3 separate regions of the Homo sapiens genome follow, and all the other regions are linked to region 2. Evidence: chromatin loops called from intact Hi-C (ENCODE). Cell type or tissue: heart left ventricle. All regions are shown on one strand.

Region 1 (8,000 bases), 68 kb before region 2:
ACAGCAAGCTACCATTTCAAGAAGGTTTCATATTTATCATGCATTTTGACCACATTTTTGCACGGAAAGAAACTAGGAAGATCAAAGTAGTCCTGTGTGTTACTATCAGTTTAATTTAAACTGCATGCGGGTATAGCAATGCTATCCTTTCCTATTTGGGAGCATATCTCAGGAGATTTTTGCCCTCGCTCTGGGACTAAGTTGTCACGGTTGGCTTCTCCCCATACAAGGGAAGCATTTGGGTCAGACTATGTGTGAAAAAGGAAGGAAAAGGTGGTTAGAGTGCCAGGAGATCACACTGCTGCCCCTCCCTGGGCACCCCCAGGAGGGGGGCACTCAATTCACTATTTATGCTGAAAGTGACAGAAGATGACCAGCTGGCATTTTTTACTCTTATTTGTTTTTGTGTAATCAGAATAATAGTTATACCCACTGGCGCAGTATAAATGCAATACACCTGGATAGGTCTGCCCCTCCAGAATACAGAGGAAGGGGTATTAATTCATTTTCAATAGAGATAATAATGAACACCGATGTCGTGCTCTTTCCGAAAGATATGACTTTCGTGTTCGTGTGTGGCTAAGTATGTCAGAGCATCTGTACACACCAGTTTCACTTTCAAACATGCATTTTAAACTGAAGCACTCTTTTAACCCCATATGGTTTTTCAGTTGTACTGTATTCTATGCTTCTTTTCTTTTTCAAAATGCAATTAATATGGTTGTGTGTTAAATGATTCAGTGAAAGTAAATCTTTTATATTCAGGTAAGCAATTCAGCCTTGTAAGGTTTTATGGGAATTAGATTTTTCTGAAGTCTGGGTTGAGCATGCCCATAACTCTGACAGAGCCCTGCAGGCTCTTGTCTTCACCTTCAAATCATAAGACAGAGAAATCAAGCTCCCTCTGTGCTCTCAATTATACCAAAAAACACGGAGCAGAAGTCTTCAGTAATTCAATCCCTGTGGAAGCTTCTTCACACTGTTTGCGCTGTTGGAACTGCTGACAGCAGCAATCCCACCGTCCCCCGGTAGACTGTCAAAGTTCCTCATACAGTGTGAGCAGCTCTGTTCTGTCCCACAGCTCCTTCTCCAGAGACCTCAGAGCACATGCATGACTTTTGATGCTTGCTTGATACAGTGGCCAAGAGGCCAAAAAACATCACAATGAGAGTTCTCATACTCCTACAAGGTGCTTTGTACTCAAAGTAATAAGTTCTGTGGCTACATGTGGGCCTGAGTTGGTGTAATTTAATCACAAGTACAGCTGCATAAACACTGTACTAAGGAATGTCTGCCTGCAATTGGATTCTTTCTTTGAAAACACACTGTAGAAAATTCCTGAGTGCCATTTTCCATATGGTTAATGAGCAAATGTATCATGACCAGCTTTTAAAAGTAATTTGAATTTATGAGTTGCACTGATTCTAGCACATGTGCATAAGAAATCACACATACGCTGGGCTCTTCCTTATCAGGCAACACCATTTCATCGTTTTCTGCCAAACAACACCAAAAAGAACCACTCTGTGTGTTTAATTGGCTTAAATCATCAGTTACAGCCTACAGCCATTATTTCCAGAAACCACCAACCGCTTCTAGTCTCTCCTGTCAAAAAGTCTTAAAGGTAGGTTAGTCCACATATAACACAAAAGTGCTATCCATTTTTTAAAGTTTTCCTTTATAAATACAGATTTGAAAAAAATCTTTAAAACTCACTTTCTCAACACAATCTCTGCTGTTCCATCACATTCAAGTTTTTCTACTCTTTTTAATGAAATAAAAGACACAGGGTACAGATTTTTCTACAAATCAAACCTGTTGCTATATACTTCATTCTCTACCCTTTGACTGTAGCTCAAGTGGGAAGCATAAACAGAATGAATTGCTATCACGATATTCAAAATTCCAAAGTAGCTGAGTAAATTTGAAATTCACTAGATAAATAGAATTTGCCTCAATGTGTGGGCTGAAGTTAACTGGATTTTTTTAAACAAGATTCTTGTTATCATTTTGCCATAGGATATATTTCTGGTTCTAGATCATTATGCCTGCACATTAAAAAGATTGCAAATCATTATTTTTAAAGAAGAGATAAAGACACATATGCACACATTACCCACTGACGTAATAGAAATACACTTCACTATATTGTACACTGTCAATCTTTCTTCTTTCTGTTGTTTGTAGACTTTTAATACAAAAATATAATTCAAATCTTTTCCTATGTAGGAACATAGCTGCTTCTGCCTGCAATCCCCTAAATCATGCCACAAACATCCATGTTTCTGTTAACATGAATTATTATAGAAAACATATAACTAGACAATTGGCAGAATTAGCTTTCTTTTATAAGACAGCGCCACATATTTAAATATTGATATTAATGTTTAGTCCAACTCCACCTATAACTGTATGATTACTGGTGCAGTATTTGATTTAGTTCGTACATTAATATTTGTTGAAGATATGGATTAACCAATATTATTGAGCTAATATGCTATTAGTGTTGGAAAATAATGATTACTTTTTTTCATTAACTAATAATAAACTTAAATTTGCTTTACTTTATATATTTCTCATCACTGCTTTTCTGCTGATTCAGCCTTAGCCAAGCACACATTCCTAAGGCTTAAGAAAGTGAGGTTTAATTGTTCTCTTCCTAGCACAGGTGAACCTAGTTCATCTGAATGGGTACTTACTGTCTCACAGGGAAGTGGTCACCAAATGGTAATCAATATGGTGCCATGAAAGTTCACCTGGAAGCCCTGTCTTAAGTATACTTTAATTTTTACAGATTCACATTCACAATTTTCCACATTTCTGTGGGCTGCTTGTCTCTTTACCAGCCCAAAGTTCACAGAATCTTAAAACATACAAAAAACACTTGTTTTATGTAAGTGCTTCTACAGTAATAGGCTGAATTTTTAAAGGCAGGTATCAGTATTAATACTAATTCTAAAGGTAAAATACTCCAAAATGACAGAAGTGTTTTAGGAATAAGATAAATCCAGTAAAATTGGAAGACACAAAACCTACCTGACCAAAATTCTTGAAGAAGGACCATATTGAGTAAATCTGTATTTTTGTCTTATTTTTGGACAAAGGTGGATGCTTGTTATTTTTGAAACCTCAAAAACCTTCTTGGTCTTTTTATTTAAAAAATGCTTTTCTATGGCCAATATGAAGAAATGTCTCAAATTATACCAATTCATGCCAACACTGTTGCATGAGTATTCTAGCTACCATTAAGCAGGCATTTGGTGGAGGAGGAGGGACTAAAAATTTATGATACAAACTGGAGTTATGGATTGCTCTGTGGCTTTGTGCCCCATCTGTCAAACTGGGGTGTCTGAACGGAGAGAAAGCAAGAAATTCCCACAAATCACAGATTGCAGTGCTGTTCCGCTCCCTCATTACTTTAAAGGTATGATTCTGTGTGAATAAAAAATGTACAGTTAGCATTCTGAAGTATTGAATGGCTTTTAAAAGCATTTAGAAAATATGTACAAGGATGAAAAGGTCACTCGCATAAAAGAGGGTATGCACAAGGTGAAAGCCTAATGAAACATTATGCGGTATCTTTTTTGGTGCTCAGAATAGCTCCAAGGTTAAGAGACTCCGAGTCAGTCTTCTGCAGATCCATTTCCTCTCTCCAGGCTTCTCATGTTAACCCAGTGATTTAGTGCTCTGCATTAAGAGCAATTCACCTGCCTCTGGTGTCCCTGTGGCCCGTCCCTCTAGGGAGCGAGGTGGAGAATAAAAAGTTCCACATATGGTAAAGTCAAGCTGCTTGGAGCCTGCTGAGTGTCTGCTGTGGGGATAGCGGCTCCTGAAAGCCCCAGCTGGTACTTGGAAGAGATTCTGCATTACTACACCTCAGTGCCTGCCTGGTTCCCTTCGGAAACTGTTGGCTCCACATACGACAGCCATTTTAGATCTCTTCAACCCTTTTCTCCCGGTTCTGTATCCAACTGAACAGTTGGTCCTCTACTGCTAGATAATCAAATTCTTCCATCTGGTCCTATCCCTGTGGAACTGAAAAGGTGTAGTGTGCACCCGGTCCCAAACACATACCAGGAGAGGCACAGACTTCCCAACAAAAAGCAGTCCACAATAGACAACTGCAAAACCTTGATTTTAAATATAGGGGAAGAAGGGGAGAAGACAGTTAAATATCTATACAATTATCTCCACAAAAGAGATAGTCAGAACGTGCCAAAGTCACTAAACTGCGTGAGCTACAAATACAGTAAGAACACATTCCTTACACTTTTGACTCCTGCTGGAAGTATCAAGCCAATTACCTGAGATATCTTCCAGGCACGTACAGTACCTTCCTTGACATATACACCACTCTGTGTCTATGTCAGTGTGACCTGATCGACACTAAGTGTGAGTAAACTGGGAAGGCAGGTTAGTATTTCTCCCAGCTGCAGTAGTTTACCCATCATCTCAGTTTAGCAGGAGACTCAGTACACAAACTGTATCACTGGGTCCTACAATGACTGGTTTCTGTGTCTGGGGTGTGTGTGTGTGTGTGTGTGTATTTCATATTGTGTGAGGGACAGAAAAAGGAACTGTAACAGGTAATAGTTTCCACAATTATTCCTCCTACATTTTCCTGGCACTATATTATAATTCCATGGACAGAATATATACTTTGCTTTCCTTCTTGAGGTGGTTTGGCTTTCCCTTTTAACTGTCCAACTATTTCAGTAACAAAAAGGTCATCTTAATTTAGCCTCACTAGTTTCTATGGAACCTACAGTGGTTTGCAAAATACATATATTTTTGGACATCTATTATTTTCCTATTGCTTTACTGTTTTTAAGGAACTTTAACATGTCTTTTGAATTGATCTTCATGAGAGTTGCATGAAAGTGCCCAGTACTGGTATTTTCAATCCACACTTGCTAGATAAAACAGCTGACCCAGAATGACAAAGTGACTTCCTGAGGGTGGACAGCTCATACAAGGTACATCTTGTCACAGGACTGCAGATGTCCAGGTCTGGTACAGGCCCAGAATTTCAAGTCATTGATGAAACAATGGGTATTGTGTGCAAAGCCAGCAATTTTTGTGTTGAGATTTGTCTTACTTTCACTATTTTTTTTAATAAAGACTAGTTTAAAATAATTAAATACCATCCCTTTACTTTATAAATACGAAAAACCAGAGGTCAAATGACACATCTAAGATGGTAAAATCGGTATCTCTTATATTTTAAATAAATGACGACCTACAATTTGCATGATTCTTGAAGAGCAATTGTCCTGAAGTTGCTTCTAGGATACTGAAATGAGGGTGGGGAATAGAGTGTGGAGGATGGTGGAATATGTTTAAGGTAACTGGATTAGCAGTTTAGAAAAACAGAGTAAGAGATCCAAAGGTTAATCTCACTATACTAATAAGGTCCTTATAAATCTTCACTGTTTTTCTTCGGTATGTATGAGTCACTTATGCTGCAATTATAAAATACTTTTGCATCTTATTAGGACTTTTTCTGAAGGAAACTTAAAGTGTGTCACTACTCAGCCATTTTATTAACAATATAATACTGATCTAGGGTGTATTCTTTCCCAATAAACATTATTCTGATTTCAAATCATAAACAAGAGTTTACAGTCAATAAGACTAGCAATACCTCAGTTAAGCTGCAGATGTTAATAGAAGTAGTTTTCTTTCTTTCTTTTTTTTTTTTAAGGAAAACTCACTTATCTCATTTAAGCACAACCACCAAAGGCGGCGTTCAATGCTCAAGTCACAAAACCAACCTTCTGGTTCCTATCTTCACAGTGATTGGAAAATCTTCACTAACCTGAAATGTCAGAAATAATGATCAGATTGAATATGACTTCATAAATAATTTAATAATAGACTTAGAGCATCTCATTCCCTATTCTGATTGGTGGAAAATCAATTGCACTGTGCTTGGCAATGACTGACTTCCCATTAGAGTTTTTCCTAATTACAGCCAAATACAACATCTTTGTCCTTCCGTAGAGCCAGACTGCAAAGTAAAAAGTTGTTTTTAATATAAATTTTAGTTCTTGTAAACCCTTAACAATAGTCATTCTTCATCCTCTCTAAATCAGTTTTGACTACACTAAGTGATGAGTCTGTTGGTACACACTATCTCTGGTTTCAAATGACAAAGCTTAACACATGAGTTGTTAACTATCTGTAATGACACTTAGTTGATTAATGCTTCAGTGACACCCAATTTGATCTCACGTCCACTATTAAATCGTAGCCGTGTAACATAATTTAGTGTTGAAAGATTTTATAAAGGAGGCAAAATTGGCTTTGAAGGCCATGCACATTTTTAAAGGTAAGACTGATCATACAATTCAGGCCTATTTCTCCCTTGGAGTTTCAAGGAATTAATTTTTCACTAACATCTACTAGATGTTGTATTTTGGCATTTGCATTTATGAGTTAAAAATTTGTTTTGTGTCCAAATAAATCAGTTGCTACCAGTGGATTTATTTATTGGGACAATCTGATTCCAGTATTAAGAAGTCAGTGTTAAGAAAATATAGTTAGATGGGACAAAAAACATAAGCTGTGGCATACTGTCTATATCATGTACCTTTAGTTATGAGAGACAGACAACTTAAAATAATTGCATTCATAATTGTGCTACAGAATTCATATGTAGACTGAAACATAAAATTTTTATTTAGGGAAATGAGAATCTGATAAATGAGCATTATAAACAAAACAACAACAAAAACTAAGTGGTGAGTTACTAGGAATAACTGCATTCTGCTCACCTCACACACAATCGAAATTAGAAACCATTACTGCATCGAAGACTTGCTCTCAATAGCAGTTAAGCTTCTTTGAATGGATTCCCTTTTGTATAAAAAGTATGCCAGTCTTTGACTGCCAAAATCAATTAGTCACATTCATTATGCCTCTATTTATTAATGTTGTACACTTTATAATGCATGTGCTAATGGAACAAAAGAAAGTTATGGAATATCAAATATGTGTTATGATTAAAATCAGAGCAAGAGAAGTAATGATCGTTAGTCTTAAAACGGTTACAAAGCCACTGTAAAGATTAGATTAGTGGTGACAGATTTATAATCTTTTCCAAAATGTAATCCTTACTAGTTCAGATTTTGCAATAGAACAAGTATGTGATGGTTACAGGTTATTGGCTCCAACCGTTATATTCATGAGACTACTGTGCTTCTGTCTACTGAAATCCAATACACAATATAATCTTAACAGATGCAATTCTAATCTGCACTGCACTGTAATAATAAAATGGGGCAACATAAGGCTCTTTACTGATATAGGGTTCAGAGTTAATTCAATGATGCTAAGAATGACTGACTGGTATTAAAAATCAGCAAAAAATTAAACCTTATGCTAAAATGAATGAAGAACAATCTTGGCATTCTCTGGCAGGGTAGATTTTAATGGAATTTACTGTCAAGCTGCCACCCCTAAACTTTTCACATGAAACAAAAACTGTAATTTGTCTCCCTGTAATAAACAGTGTTATATTGTTTATTTCTCCTCAAGTATTGCAGCATATAAGTTGATACACACCATATGATATGATTCCTGCAGTTCTCTTTTGGGGGGGAAGAGGGGGCATGAGGTGGAGAGTACATGTATTAATTGTTTTAATTGAAAAGAGTATTAATTGCTTCTTCATATTAATGTTCAAATTTAGAGAGTGACAGCATAGATATGCTAGAACATTTGAAGATTGAGAGGAAAACCATACACCCATTTAGGCCTGAAATTATATCAGACATTCAATAAATACATTTCTCACGCCTCCTAGGATTAGCTTCTAAAATGCTGCTTGTGGCTCTACCCCAGTATGCTGTACTTTCCAAAAATTCAACTAGCTCACTGAGCCTCTTTCTATTGCCGATTTTGGCAAGCTATTCTATATTCCATCTATTGTGTTTAAAGAAACTTCCCCTCAAATTGCTAATATGAGATAGTCCAGTCGAGTCCTCCATTTCAGTCAT
Region 2 (8,000 bases):
CAAACATTAAATTATCAAACATGGGATATAATCTTGGGTCTTTACAGGCAGGTAACCTTGGCACAAGTGTTTTTCTATGGAATTCTGAGGCCAAGAATGCGGTTTATACCTCTCTTCTCCTTAAAACACGAGCAATACAATCATTGCATTATTTAGCAACATGGTAAGTTGATTCAGTAAATTTTTTTTTGAGGCTCAAACAATAGGGTAAGACTTGAGACCAACAAAATTTCAGGTTTCCCCCCACTTGCCTTACATAATTGTTTACTTCTGCCAGCAGGCTATAGGAGCAGTTCTGAAATTTCTTACTAAATAGAATTCACAGTACTTTTTCAGTCATTAGCTACCTGAGACACTTTAACATAAGCTGAAACTCCTGGGGGAGATACACAGGTGTGCACAAACACTAAGAGAAGTCGGGCTCTACTTAAAGAGGACAATATTTTGAAATGCATGTTTAATAGACACAGGTAACAAGGGTACTTGACATGTTACTTCAATGCCAACACAGTAACAATTTTACACCATCATATTTAAAATCTTCTAACCAAATTACAAAATACATTTTTAAAGCAATGATTTAAATTGCTAAAAGATAAGGTCATGCTAAAAAAAAACTATTATACATTATTACACAATTGCTTCCCTTCATTCTCCATAGAAATGTCAACAGTTTTAGAAAAGCTGTAACTTTAATAGCTATCATGCTTCTTTTTAAAAAAAAAAAATCAACAGCTCCACATTAAATTCACTCCTTTGTCATATAACTTATTTAACTACTTGAAAACGAATACCCTTTACTGGGTGTTCAAATGAGAAATGTGAACTTTAAAATTATTTATAATTCACAGATGCTTTTAAATTCTGTAATATTTTGAACTGTTCTAGAAGGACCAATTAAATGAATTAACAGTTAGGTTATGAGGAAGAAGGGTGGTCACCCATTAATAACAGCAGCTGTGAAGAGCGGGAGTTGGTGGTGCACATTTTTTAACAGTCTTAAGATGAATTCCAGATATCAGAGCTCAAGCTCAGAGGTTTTTTTTTTTTTTTTTTTGCCTTCAATACTCCCTAGTAAAAAAGAGGCTCGCTTTCCCCCAACAACACTTTAACACTTCAGATGAGCCAACAAAGAGATAAGGAGTTGTTATCACATCTCCATGGCTCTCCTTAGGTAATCCTGGGCTTTTCATCCATTCTTTCACCAGACACATTTCGATTGCATGTGCAGGGAGAAGTATAAATGTTTTGCTTGCTGTTGCTTAAAGTTCATTTGAACAGACGGAGCTCAATGAATTCCATCTTCCGCAGCCAAATTAAATAGAAAACAGTGCATTCTTAAGCAGTTCACACTTAACTCCACCTCTCAAATCAGAGGAAAAAGCTGACGTGAAACCAGTTAAAGAACAGTCATCCTCTCTCGCACGGAAATCAAGACATTGTGTTTCTGAAGCCAGACAGAAGGAAAAGTGGTTTCCAATTATGTGGGGGGTGAGAATTGCTTTTCTTTTTCTATCTTTTGGCTCACTTAAAAATATATATAACTAATGATAAGCACCCACCTCTTGGCGTTCAATAATTGGCAACTGTGTATTACACATCTGTTTACAGTGCCGTGACTGAGGGTGTTCTAAACCGTTTAACATGTTGATCTTTTCTTGAATAATGACAGACGTCACCAGAGTGGATTTCCTGAGTCTGTATTCTTTTTATTCTCTACTATTTTGAGTTAGAAGGCATTTATTAGTTACTATGTGCTCTTGTGTTTATATATGACCTCATACCACAAAGAATTTAAAGCAGTTTTTCATTGCTTTAATCCATTGATTTAATCAACTTTTATTAAGCACCTACTATGTGTTCAGGTCTAATATTGGCTTGTGAACTTTAGAAACTACTTTTTTTTTGAAGTTTTGATTTCCTTGTCTATAATATCAGAAAAATTTCGGCCTGCCTCAACATATGAGGTATTATAAGACTCAAACATGACCTTATATGAAGGAGTTTTCTGTACTGCTAAAATCTAAAAATGTATTACATTATTACTACTGCTATGAAAGCCAAAGTTACCTATAAGTGATAAGTGGTAAATGATAACTCATAAATGTGAGAACAGCAGAAAGGAATCAAAATTAACGATAATTTAGTTGTTGCAGTTTTCATATTGAGATTCTAAAAATTTTTAATGACTTAAAGGGCATTTCTGTTTATAAATAAAAATAAACAAAAATAAAGAACTACTATTTAACAATATTATTTAAATAACAATTTGATAGACAATATTATCATTATAAAATTAATATGGATTAATTTATTAACAATATTATTATTCTTGTTAAATAACAGTCTTAATAAATAAAAATAAACAAACAAAAATATTCCAAAAAAACTCTTCTGAATGCTACTCACAGATATCTTGAAAATCAATGTGTAGCAGTTCATTGGTTAATAGCTACACACACTGGCCAGTTGTGATTAATTCATGAGTGTTGTAAAGTCCACACAACGAAAGGGCCTGCATTCAAAGTCCAGGAGCCACATTCCATAGTGCCAGCACCACTCTATAAGTGACTATTTGGCTTAGTTAGAAAGTCCTTGAGGCCAATTCTATTTCACTTCAAAATCCTTTGCACCAGTGTGAAATATACGTACTGAGCTTTGAAGGATGACCTACACTTTTTAAAAATACTCAGTAAATTTCTCAATGCTACCAAGTTAATCATTAGTGATTTTAAATTAACTTCTTCACTGGGGAAGCAGAAGGTAAAGGGGATTCTTCCACTGAGAAAACTAAGTTCGGAAATGGCTTCGTTAGGGAATGACGGATCTTAGAAACTTCATTTCACCACGTTAATGGTTTTGGAAGAACTGCCATAAACCACCAGAATTTTCAAAAAACGAAATCAAATTCTATTTCAAAGCAGCATCTGGTCTAACAGAATGTTTTGTCTTGTTAAACTAGACTTTACTGACTATTTTTCCAACATGTAGGCTTTGGTCCAAGGCCGGAAAACTTTCAGTCACCAGGAATTATAACAGTCCTGAAATGGTATTTATTGGAGCCGAATTTCACCTGTATTATAACCATGGCAGTAGTAACGCCAACATGAATTTTCGGCAGCCTGAAAAGGCCACACTGTATACTTCACTGCAGACAAGGCCACTAGAGAATACAAAAGTGCTGAAAGGCTAAAATTTAATTAATGAACAATTAGCACCCCCTGTGGGTTCATTGTGCAGTAAAGTGATAAATATGGTTTGCTAATGTAGAAAAAGCTGTTACAAAGATTAGGGGGGAACTATTACTACAATTATCCATATGCCTTTGTATTACAACTGACCTCAGTACCAGTTCTTGATTTGGACATACATGTGTCTAACAAATGATAGGAATTGTTAAGGTCTGTGGCAAATAATCATTTTGAATTTTGTTAAAGCACAGACTGACTCACACAGGTTGTCAGGCTGTTTTCATAGGGTGAAAAAGCCACTGAGATCGCTAGTGAGTACACCCAGCCAACCACCCAGCAGCTGCAACTCAAAGTAGTATCTGTTGTCTGCTCCTCAGTTTTATGCATTTAATGAGGAAATTATATGCTACAGTGGTATTAAGGAATTCAGAGATGAGGGGCTGGGCGCGGTGGCTCACGCCTGTAATCCCAGCACTTTGGGAGGCTGAGGCGGGCAGACTGCCTGAGCCCAGGAGTTCGAGATCAGCCTGGATAACATGGTGAAACCCCGTCTCTACTAAAATACAAAAAATTAGCCGGGCGTGGTGGCATGCGTCTGTAGTACCAGCTACTCAAGAGGCTGAGGCAGGAGAATTGCCTGAACCCGGGAGGCAGAGGTTGCAGTGAGCCGAGATCACGCCACTGCAGTCCAGCCTGGGTGACACAGTGAGACTCCATCTCAAAAAAAAAAAAAAAATTAAAAAGGCATTTCAGGGATGTTGGACTATCTTGAGACTTCATGCATAAGAAAGACTCTACAGTAGGGCCAATCACTAATATGCCTTATACAATAGAATTTTTATAGTGTTTCAACAGAATTATTACCTTTCACATTAACACTTACATGGTAAAACTGAAATGGAAAAATGAGATTGGATTCCAAGTAACCCAAATGATATAAGACAATCCTTTATCTCAAATGAGATAATGTTTATAAAAGTACTATATAAACTGGAAAGCCAAAGCTATTTTCTTAAAATCATCTTTAGTTAGGGTATGACAAAGTATCTCTACACAGGTCTTATGATATTAAGTACATGTATTTATAGAGTTTTTAAATTTATAATTTTGCTAATTCAGCAAAATATAAAAGAGGCATTCTGAAAATAAGGCGAATTATCAATTTGAGGACTTTCCAGTTACCCTCTTTGCCCTTTATGTTTTATTTTTCACTTTTGGTTTGATTTTTCTCTTCCCTAGAATCTCTACCTTAGAATGAATATGATGATAACATCCAAGCCAGTTCATTTCATTATTTTTTTCTTGGTAACAGCCCTGGTAATTTATTTATGGGAACCAGTACAGTTAAAATTGTGGCACACGGTATGTGTACGCTTGCATGCTTTTATCCACAGTTGACTAAATGTTCAGAATAGACTAAGTGATTTATGCCAAAGTAGTTTTTCAAATATTTTAGGTAACTCTCATTACAAAAGTGCTAATCGTAGTAATTTGACACTTAATAGGACTAAATATCTGTACAATCATGTCTTAATGAAATATGTCTCTAAGGGAAGACTTTATGACGCTACTTTCTACTGATTAATATCTATAATCATATTTTTATTAAATTATATATATGTGTCTATATATAAATAACACATATTATCTGAGATGATACATCTTGGCAAATATTCCAACACCTGTGACAAAATCAGGCCTCAAAAACCCCATGATACCTCCACATACTAGCATCTTACTTTGCCTCCATCCAAGATACTTTAAAAATAACAAAATAATGTATAAGAAAAGAATCCAAGGTAGTGTGGCCACAGTAATGAGACACATTGCTAATATTCAAAGATATAAAACCTACCAGCACAGTTTTAGAATCTTCACTGACTCAATACTGTCTGTACCAAAGGGCTGTTCTCTGAAATCTTTACAAAGCTTCCTCCCACATCTGAGCTCTGCTCTTTTCTCTTAAGATGGCCTGTTGTTTGGCATGGATTGTGCATACCTCTGGGTCTGACTTTAGGGCTCAAAGGAAAGAAAATGAGTGAATGTGATTGAAGCCTACACAGAGAAAAGAAAGTCAAGGCTGTCATTCCTAACTTTTCATGTATATATATGAAACATAAGATTTAAGACCTGTGAGAAATGTGGGCCTTTAGGGGAAAAAAAGTGCTAATTTTACAGATGAACAAATAGGTCAACGAGGATGAGTAACATGTTATAATCTTGTACTAACAATAGTAGTTGACAGTGGCACTGAAACCCACATCCAAATCTCCAGTGCCGAGGCAAGCACCTTGGCTCTACGTATTAGAAAACCCTCAAAGTCCATCCTTCCCAAACTCTCCTCCACTAAAACAACAACAACAATAACTCAAATGCTGAGTTTTTATGGGTAAATGAATAAACCTAAAGTGGTGTTTAATAGTGTTTCTCTTTTAAAAAAAATTCATTGTTTTTCATATTACTAAACCAATTCATGCTAACTGATGTATGTATTCACACATATACAGAAGAAGACAAAAATTGCCTAACAACTCTACAAACCTATAACTCTCTGTTAACAAGTCATGACAGCCAATTTCTTAATTTGATTTCACTGCTGGCTATTGACCAGAAAAATCCTATATATACACATCTCCTTAACAGTGGGTCTGTTTGCCTCTCTCCTGTTCTTCCATCCTCTGCTTTGAGCAGGGTGGTATGGTCGGATCAGGTATTGACAAAGCAAAGCAGAAAAAAAGACACAGTCAAACTGGCACTGTGGCCAGCTTTACTTTCCTCTCACACCCTTGCCTGTAGGGACATATTCCCTGCCACTGATTCAAATGAAGGATCCTTCTCACCTATCCCTTAAGCTACCCTTCTTCAATTATCATTCCAGCTATCCTGGCTGTACACAACAAAACCAAAGGCTGACCCTCTACCACAGCCAGATGACACAGGGCAGCATTTCTTAGTCTAATCCACCAATCACTAGCAGACCAACTGCTTGAACTGCCTGTTTAAAATGCAGACACCTGGACTCCACCCCACGCCTCCTGACTGAACTTCTGAGGATGGGGCCCAGAAATCTCCCTTTTTTAGCAAGTTTCCTGAGTCTTCACCTGCATTCCCAAGCTTGAGAATCACCTTAGAATCTTTTCTTTCCCCTGAATCACCTAAGTCCTTGCTTGAAGTTTGCTGCACTCAGCTGTGCCTTTCCCGTGTTTGCTCCTCTGTAATGGAACATCATTGATGGAGGGCTTTCTCGCCCTTATTCAAAGACCAAATTGAATCCCAGTTCTTCCAAGAAGCAGCTTTTACAGAAAGAAAATTAGATCACTATATTCTTTGCCCTCCTATCCTTTAACAGCCCCCCTCCCACTTTGAGTAGGACTCCATATTTCAAATCTTTTCAGTGAAATACTCAATTAGCTCCTGCAAGTAACTTCCTCTCTGTAAGAGCGTTGGCAGCAGCTTGTACATTTCCAGAAAAAGAGTGACCATTTTAAAGAGTTATACAGTTCCAAGTACATAAAGCCTGGTATTACATGCTTAGGAAACATAGTTCTGAGTAGACAGCCGTGTTTCAAGTGTGTACATGAAAAAGTCTGTCTGCTAAACTTTTGTTGATGATTACTTTCAAGCTGCGTTAGCTAGATGGGAAATATTAATACACTATCAAAGGTAGCTCATCCTGCCAACCATTTCAACATAGAAAGAAGGTTGTCACAAAACTACAAAGCAAATGAATATCTGGAGTAAGAAGTGAGAAAAGAGGAAGGGAGCTTCCTATATTCAGCAATACTTTCTTTTTCCACTCAGGGAGGCGATGCTAGAATTGCTGATTAAATGCCTCAAGTTTGGACCTCTCTAGAAATTCTTTGTTCTTTGAACAGGCTACAGTCTCTTGCAACTTCCGGGGTTCAGAATGTAAGTGTGGTATGCCATACAGTAAATGAAGCCTTCTGTTGTCAGAGCTGGAAATAGGAGGGGGGAGGAGAAGGAGGGCTTGATCTCAAGTGATTTTTATTGGCTTCATTTACATCCTGTTTAAGGTCTTCCAAGTAGCTCAAGGTGTCTTATCTCTGGCTACCAGGGGGTATTTTGCAGTCAAAGCAGTTAACATATTTTCTCTCTCCCTCTCCTCCTGTCCCTTTCCCTCAAGCTCTCTTTTTTTTCAAGCCATCTTATCTTATCACACACATCTCTTCAGGCTGAGGAGAACCCATACTTATCAGAAGCAGTGCACTCTATTGTCGTTCAGGGCTGTTAAAGACAAATGATAGTGTAAGTCAAAAGAAAATCAGTTAACCTCTTCTGCACTCCGTTTTGAAATACTCTGGACTGCCTCACCTTTATTAGTCCTAAGTGGCATCAGAAGTGCCCCTCAAATTTCCATGCATACAGAACATCCCATCTCCCCCATCAGAGTAAGAAGACTAGGGACAAAGTTGCTGGTCACTGTTGGACACTGACGTCACATGAGGCACTTCTGCCTTTATCAGACTCCTCCCCACTCTTAGGTGACTTATCCATGATCTCACAGGAAGTGGTAGCTTCAAACATCTATAAGGAAAAACAACAACAACAAAAACAACAACAAAACCCAGAAACTAAAGGAGAGTAAGGGAAAGTGGGGAACAGTAGTCAAGAGACAAGGAACTTCTCCCCAGATATGCCTGAATGCTTGCCCACGACACTGACATAAACACGAGAGGGCTGTCAGAAGCATACGCAGCACGCATCTTCTGTAACAGCAACACAGACACTATTATTCAAACCTATTAAATCATCACACAATCTGCTAGAGAGCCTGAGTGTTGAAGAGCT
Region 3 (8,000 bases), 48 kb after region 2:
GTTTCTGATCAATTCTTTTCTCTGTAAAACAATTTAAAGCAAAAGTAAATGGTATTGTCCCATTGAGAAGAACAGGGTTTTCCCAGCCTTCTAGGAATATATTTGTTTTAAATGTATTCACATCAAAGATTGATCAAGGATAATATATATTAATATAAACCATAGATTCGATCACCTAAATACAAGGGCTCATGACAAAGGCTTCTAAATACTGTCTCACTCTCTCTCTCACCCAAATCCCTTTCCGCTCATACTATCAATTCCTTGCTTAAATTCATTCTAAGCAAATCAATCCTTACACCTGTCTTGCCCTCATTTTCTACTTCCCAGTTGTGAAATTTCTCTTACATCCTATCAACAAATAATGGACTTAGGGGTGAAGAGTCCAGAGATATATAAATTAGTGTTCCACAACCATTTAATTTCCTATGCACCTACAGCTTTATCCGTCTTGCATGGTATTTGATCTGCAGAAACTTTTTCATAGAAAACCAGGACTAGAAAATAATGAGCAAAGCAAGAAGCAATCTCAAACACACGTGAGGAAATTATGCTTGATGTAAACCTACTTTGATCCTGTTATTGTCATTCAACACAAATACTAAATGAGAGAGGAAATGTCCTCCTCATTCCTGCACACAGAAGGCAAGTGGGAGGGTCTTGCTTTCTAACTAAAGTACAACTTTGGCCCAAATTAAGTTTGCTGACCCAAATCACAAGTCAAGAAGTTTGTTCCATAGAATGCATGTGCTGGAAATGTAGACTGTGGAAAACAGTAAAAGTTTAAGAATGACTTACTCTACATAGTAACAATCAATCACAGCTAACAGTCATTGAACACTATGTTCTAAACTCACACTGTGTCTGACATGCATAATCTCCTTTACTCCTTAAGGGAACCCTAAGAGAAGGGGACTATTAGTAGCTCCATTTTACAGATACAGAAGCACAAAGAGTTAGTTAAGCAACTTCCCCAAATCACGTGACTATTAAAAGGTGGAGCTAGAAATTGCGCTCAGGCAATGTGACTTGCCTTCCATGAATGCGATGAAACACAATCTTACCAAAAGACTTTAGGAGGTTTCTGACTGTCCAGTGCAGTTTAGAGTATCTTACCAGGCAAGTGGCTAGAATAAAGCATGCGGTCAAAAATAACGGAAGGAATCACAGGCGGTACTTCATCAGCATTTACTAGAATCCTGCTGGCCTAAAACTGGCAGAAAAAAAAAAATCCTCTCATATTCTAGGCAAAGCTTTTTGCCTTTTGTTCAAAATAGGATCCTGTTTTTCAGACTCTTGAAAATACTCTTTGCACCCTTCCTGAGAAAAGGATTAATTTTGTTAGGAAGTTGCCACTCGTTTATAATTATAGGAAAATTCTGTTTAAGAATCCAAGGGTTCCAAAAAACAACTCCTCTGCTCCATTTCCTAAACTTTCTACAGTTTGGAAGGTAAACTTGAGAACACAGAGCACCTATGAATATGTGTACTGGTATTTCTTCCAAAACATCCCAAAACTGTTTTGGGGGGATGAGGGGATCAGCTGCCTTTGGAGCCAGGTAGGAAGGCAGAAAGGAGGAGGGCCAGAGAGGAGTAGGGAGAAGCAGGGTGAGAAACATGCACATCGGAACCACTGGAAAGCCAGGCGGCTTGTGACCAGTGCGTCGGGCCACTAGACCAGGGAGCAAAGTGCAGGCTAGTCCTTCACACCCAAGCCTTAGGGGAGGCAGCACCCGGTGTCAGAATAACATAGTTCAGTGTTTGGAAAGAGGAAGTCTGCAGAGCGGCACTCCATCCGGCTGGCCAAGTATACAGGTAATAAAGTGTGAGCTTGCACATGGAGGGGGCGGTGCATGGTGGGGACAGGGAAATGAAAGGCAATGTGGATGTGCCAAAAACAATATTCCATCCCCACTGTGACAGGGCATCAGAGGGATCTTTTTGAAAGGACTAGTCAGAAGCCCAAAAAAATTAAGTTAAATTATATACAAAATGCCACACCTAAAAAGAAATATTATTTTAGTAAAAAATCCTACTGCTTTTTTTTCCCCCCTTTAGGCCTTTACCAGGGACACCTGCAAATAAGAAAAACAAAACAAAAAAATCCAGCAAGAATAAAGCACTTTCCAGACTGACAAGGACAGCAAAGAACACAGAAGATTTCTAAGTGAAAGGCACCACGTGGAGTAGAGATAAAAGAGCTTTTAAAATTTTTAGGGAGCCAGATTCAAGTGTTTCAGTGAATCCTTAAAGTGCTTAAGTACAAAATGCTTTCCTCCAATGCATTAAACCTACAGAGAATGACTTTAACCACAGCGTGCCTGCTTTGTGCAGGAAGCAGCTGGTACCTCTTTCTGTGTAATGGATGGGACAAGCACTCTATCCAAGGAAAGTACAACCAAAATCTCACAGGAGTGTTGGCATGAGCCTCTAACACATATCAACAAGCACCTCCACTCACTATCTTTTTTCTCAGCAAAGAGCTTCCACCAGGCCCCTCACTTTGAAAAGTTGCCTCCTTCTGTCTAAGGAAGAATTTCACCTCAGTCACCTGGTTTTGCACATCATACATTCCCACTCTTGCCTCTCCTACTCATGAGGATTGCTGTGCTCTAAGCTTAACCCTTGAATTTGCCAGCACTTAGCAAGAGTCAAAATCAGAGCCTAATTCAGGGGCTCTTCCCTGGTCTCTGGTCCAACATACGCTAATTAAAAGCTGAGGTCGGTCTCCAATTACTGGACCACAATAAATATGTCTATAAAACCTTCACAGGATTTTGCTGTATCAGCAAGAACATTAGTTTAAAAACACCAACTATACCCCCTCCAAGTTTATGTGTCTGCATTAAGTATAATTAATTTCATTGTCTTGATGTTTCACCAGAAAGCTTTCCAGAAAAATCCAAGAATATTATTCAATAGCTGAACATAAACTTAAATGGAAAATAGAAAATAATGTGCTGCTGGAAATCGTAAATTTGGGTAAATCTGAAAACATCTGACCCTTTTTAACTTCAAAAGCAAAAGATCTGAATACCCCCATCATCATTGACGGGAGTTTAAAACCTTATTATAATTTGCCAAATTCCAAAAGAGTTGGTGTTTTAATCCCTCACCACTTTTAAACGGAATCAGTTGAAGAAAAAAAATCAATGTCTGGAGACAGCTCTATGAATGTAGCCACACCTAAAAAACAAGCCAATACTTTCCCCCCCCCCCAAAAAAATTCATGAGCAGCAACAGCTGGAACTGTTTTACACTAGACGGCTGAGTTCTGTGAGAATGTCCTCCTTGTCTTTGTCTGCAAAGCTGAAAGAAGCTGGACTCAAAGGTAGTGTTCAGTCCCAGGAGGACCCTGAGTAAACATGAGCCTGAGCCCCCAGCTCCCTCCTGATAAGGTCAGGTGACATGGTGTCAAAAGACAGCCAAGGAAAGATCTAGAAAAGTGCACACACAAGGAGGATATTTTTCTTTCTCTTTACCAGAGATAATAAAGAACAGAAATGGACTTCAAAATTTTTTATTCACTTAAAATACAACAATGACACTCCCACCCTTGCCCTCAAGCCCTATGTATGTATGATAAACATTTACACACACACACATACACACACTAAACGCACTGCTCTAGCTATCCTTTACTTCCTGAATGAATGCACAACCGAGTCTGAAGCTTGCAGATCTACTCCAAATTGTCAAAGCAACCTGTCTTGATGAAATGTAGCAGCAGCAAAATAACAATACGTCACACAAAAAAATCAGCAAAGTCATCTCATCAGAAAGCAGCCAAAAAATACCCAAGTATTTCCAAAATCTGAGTTGAGACGAGAGCGCTGAGGGCCGGAGGAAAATTAAAAAGAGAGGCAGAGTCATAGGCATAAAGAAGTCTTCAATAAAGCAGTGAGAGTTCGAAAGGAAAGTAGCAACACCACAAGTTATGAAAAGGGGAGAGTACAAAGCATGACAGGCAGATGTAATAAAAGAAAAGCACCATAAAAAAAGAGAAAGAGATGAAGAAATATTTCCAAGTAACTGAGACAGGTACATTGGGAGTATAAAAAAAGAAACAGCTAAGCCTGGAAGGAAACAAGATGAAACTGATGATGCACCTAAAAATGAAAACAACTTTTTGCATGTAAACAAAAGAGGTTTCTAGTGAGAGAGACTACACAAACACTCATGTGCGTGCGCGCGCGCACACACACACACACACACACACAGGGAGGCATCAGGCATCTGACTATTTCAAAAGCCACATCTAAAATTTCATTAAAAAGAGCCCAGCTGCTTCCTTACCCTGACTTTGTCTTTAAGGACTTAGCTAAGCTGAAGGAGTGGCCAGAAAAGGGAAAAAAAAAAAAAACACTTCAACCCATCTCTCTCAAATTCTTTTATTTCAGCAATGCATTAAGCAATCTCCCTGCAGAGTTATTCTCTTCTTCCTGGTGTGGATAAAGCTTCCCCTGGGGAGCTCTGTAATTTCCAGCTTCTCCGAATTCAGGTATTAGTAAAGACCGCTTGGGGACACGCAACAATATAACTCTACATTTTCAGGCATTCGGAGAGAACCCCCTAAGGGTCCCAAGTTCAAATTTCTGAAATGTAGGCATTGTAAAAGGAACCTCGGGGGACTCCAGCAATAGAAATCTGCTGAATTCAAAGCATTTCCTAAGCCCTGGCAGGAGCCTTTGCTCCCACTGGAGGCTTTTTATAAAACATGTGTTGCTGACATGTTGACAGATTGCTCAGTGAAGTGTTAGGTGCATACACAGGCTGGCCATTTAGGGGGACATCAGTTTACCCTTCATCTCTACCTGAAGCACCATGTTTTATACATTACCCGAGGACAGGCAGAAAACAGACACTTTCCAACAAAGTATAGTATCACTTGGCAAAAGACAACCACCCCCTCACACGTACCTCTATCCACCACCTACAGAACTACAGACAGATTTTGTAGTTGCACTTCTCTCTCTCTCTCTCTCACACACACACACACACACACACACACACACACGTACGCGCCTGCGCGCGCACATGCACGCATGGCTATACAGAATCTCCCCAAATCACAAAAAGGTCAGAAAATAAATTAAGTGTACAGTGCAAGGCCCAGGCTTGAAATTGCCTCCATGTATCAGGACTGCCACCCTTTTGCTACACAGGCCAGAGCTCTGAGGGTATAATGAGCAAAGGAATTTTCTAATGACAGCTGACTGTTGGGAGGTAATCTGATCAAAGGCCGATATTAAATCCAACTTCTGCTCATATCAGGGTATTAGTGATGTACGACTTAATAACCCAGCAGCTCCAAAAGTGCTGCCGTGGCAACAGGATGGAAATTGGGATAATAATGTATTCATGGTGCTGGCGACCTGGGGCTGCAGTGCGCGCTCTCAGGGGAGGGCACTTCACCCTGAGCCAGACGTGTCTGGGCAAAATCACTTCACAAAGGACAGGAGTGGAATACTGAAGAGCTCTGGCACTGATGAGAGAGTCGATAAGGGGAAGAGTGGAATGAAGTGAAGGGAGGGAAGGAAAAACATTTTCAGCAGAAGAGCTTGAGTGGTGCTTCTCTGAAAAACTGATGGGGCTCAAGAAGCTCTCCCCGACAAGTACAACCAAAATGGATAATTATTAAATGAACATAAAACTACATTCTCTGCAAAGAGCTGGAGGATGAACAGCACCAGCTTGCATAAAATGACAAGATTTGCACATCAGCCATCATCAGCTTCCAGCCCTACCTACCACCATACAGAGGAGAGCCAATGTCTGCCACCAACAAAACACCCATTCTTCTCAATTGAAACAGATTTCCAATCTTAGCTACTATTTTATTCCTAAAGAAAAACAAATGTTGAGAAAAAACAAAGGTCATACAATAATCAGTCACATCTCATAGACTATATATCTCTCAGATATTAAAAATAATCTCTATTTTTTCATTTCTTGAAATAGAAGCTGAGTAACAACTAAACACCATTTGGGTAGGAGGAAAGAAAAACGGGATTTGAAGGTCTGGAAAGGGGAATCAGAAATTTAATTAAACGAAAAGGGGAGGAGGGGAAGACGCAGAGTCTAGGCCAAGGCACCTCAGCGGTTAAAAGCGTGCCCACCTAGTCTAATCTAACACAAGATCCTCGGACTCCCTGGACTGAGGAAATGAAAGCACATACAAGGGTGGTTTCAATTCCAAATATCTTTTGCAAATTACATCATATGGGACTTATATTTGCTGAAGACATCTTTAGAATATCAGTGAATACTCCAAAAGAAAATTCATGGACCAGACATGGACTTTGGGGACAGGAGAAGAAAATGGCCCATTTTTCTTATCTAGCTTAAAATACCTTCTTTGCTATAAGGAAAATGCTTCTCTGTAACTAATACAGAATATCCTCAAAGAACAAAGAGACCAAACATACCAAGCAAACTTGGTAAAAACGTGGCCTCAAGAAACACTCCTGGGGGGCCTGGTCGGCTTCTCTTCTGAGGAAACTGACTCCGTAATCATTCTGACATGCAACTGAGGAGAGAGCAGCAAATCCTAATTTCTTATTCTTGCAGCGCTTAATGCCAACAACGTACATATTGTACTCTTAAGCGCTCTTCCTGCCTTTCCTAGTATTACAGATAATTTGCTAGTTTCAGAGTGTACTTATTACAGGACTGTCAGAGGAGTTTTTGTTTCAACAACACGTTAACTTTACTGCACTTATAAAAAACATTATGTGTCCCCTGTGATTCTGTGTGTTTAAGAGCAGCGAAATGTTATTGATCCCGGTGTGACAAATCAAGAGTTAGGTAATGTCTACAAAACTCAATTTTCTGCAAGACATAAAAACCCTCTTTATGAAACCCCTCCTTAAGAAATTCAGGAGAAATTCAGAAAAAAAAAAAAGAGAGTATAAAGGTCAGCAACTATTCCTTATTAATGTAATCTAACTCTATTCCAATGACAGGCACATGACCACAGAGGCCAATTTAAACTAATATTTTTTTCACTACTGTAAAAACAAATCTGCAGGAAATTTAAAAAATTACTTTGATACAACTAGTCATCCTCCTCAGAAAGAGCATTAAATTGAAGCCAGTTTCCTCTCACTAAGGACTGTGTGACTTCAGATTCGCAGATAAGTATCCAACTTCTTGACCAAGCATTAGGATTCTACTTGCTTGTATCTGTCTACAATGGACTTTCACAGAACTCGTTTGCTTTAGAAATGTCACAATGCTGAAAACATCTCATTCTGATTCACATGAAATCTCTTAATTCTTATGATTTTTTTTCCTCTCAGAAAAGATATAATACTGAAAATGCCCCCCCAATAGTTTCAGCAACAAGAGTTGTAAACCTGATAGGTGACAGGGAAAGAAAAGAAAAAACCTCTACTGGGCAACATCAATAAACTGGGCGTGATGTGCACAAAATCCATTTGCATCCATAGAAATTTCATAACTCTGCATACATATTTGGATTTTTCCCCCAACTGTTCAGGGACAGTAAGCACTGATACTGCATTTAATTAACAAGCAAATGTGATGCCCTCCGATGTGAACAATACTGAGCCAATTGCTTAAGTTCTCACAAAGATAAATGTATTACAAGCACCACTGTACTACTGCAGAATATGACAGTAGTCATTTTCCTCATCTTCCCCAGCAAACTTTAGTCTCTGACAGGGCTAGCCTTCTGTCCACCTTTACCCTCAACTCTTTCCTTTCGGGTTTTAGCTTCCATAGGGAAATTCGCTTTCCAGATCCGTGGGTAGCTCACTCTTTCTCTTTTCCTCTTTTCTCTCCCTCTCCTTTTCCTCTACTGTATTCATCATTATTCAGCTGCATTATAACACTTAAAAAAAAAAAAACCCAGCTTTGAAAAAAAAAAAAAAAAGAAATCATTTGATTTTCATTGCCCTGGAGAGAATTAAATACCCCCAAGGAAAAATTCTGGTACATTCTCTGCACACATTTACATGCAGCCAGTGAAGTAAACA

What was found. Hi-C counts contacts between places; a loop is a spot of excess contacts. Peaks named below come from ENCODE experiments on the same cell type or tissue, not always from the same donor. Only the 100,000 strongest peaks of a DNase experiment are listed, where the experiment ranks them.
Region 1: a loop joins it to region 2, with 2.5 times the contacts of the local background. A loop is called at or near these places in 7 of 110 quality-filtered maps.
Region 3: a loop joins it to region 2, with 2.3 times the contacts of the local background. A loop is called at or near these places in 29 of 110 quality-filtered maps.

Annotation. Positions count from the first base shown.
Region 1 is chr18:25,164,432-25,172,431 of GRCh38, forward strand. The region is part of intron 5 of ZNF521 (zinc finger protein 521); the gene reads right to left. Among named protein-coding and RNA genes, the nearest start is that of LINC01894, 180 kb to the left of the region's middle. RefSeq lists an enhancer at 273-1,875. In heart left ventricle, no CTCF peak of the experiment used is centred here; no DNase peak of the experiment used is centred here; H3K4me3 peaks cover 1,809 bases; H3K27ac peaks cover 805 bases.
Region 2 is chr18:25,232,625-25,240,624 of GRCh38, forward strand. All of the region lies in intron 3 of ZNF521 (zinc finger protein 521), which reads right to left. LOC105372031 (a long non-coding RNA gene) reads left to right here and starts at 1,406. Exons shown (of 4, transcript XR_001753378.3): 1 at 1,406-1,491. In heart left ventricle, a CTCF peak has its summit at 3,212; no DNase peak of the experiment used is centred here; H3K4me3 peaks cover 1,184 bases; H3K27ac peaks cover 2,238 bases.
Region 3 is chr18:25,280,715-25,288,714 of GRCh38, forward strand. The region is part of intron 3 of ZNF521 (zinc finger protein 521); the gene reads right to left. Among named protein-coding and RNA genes, the nearest start is that of ZNF521, 67 kb to the right of the region's middle. RefSeq lists an enhancer at 4,075-5,779. In heart left ventricle, no CTCF peak of the experiment used is centred here; no DNase peak of the experiment used is centred here; H3K4me3 peaks cover 1,518 bases; H3K27ac peaks cover 3,387 bases.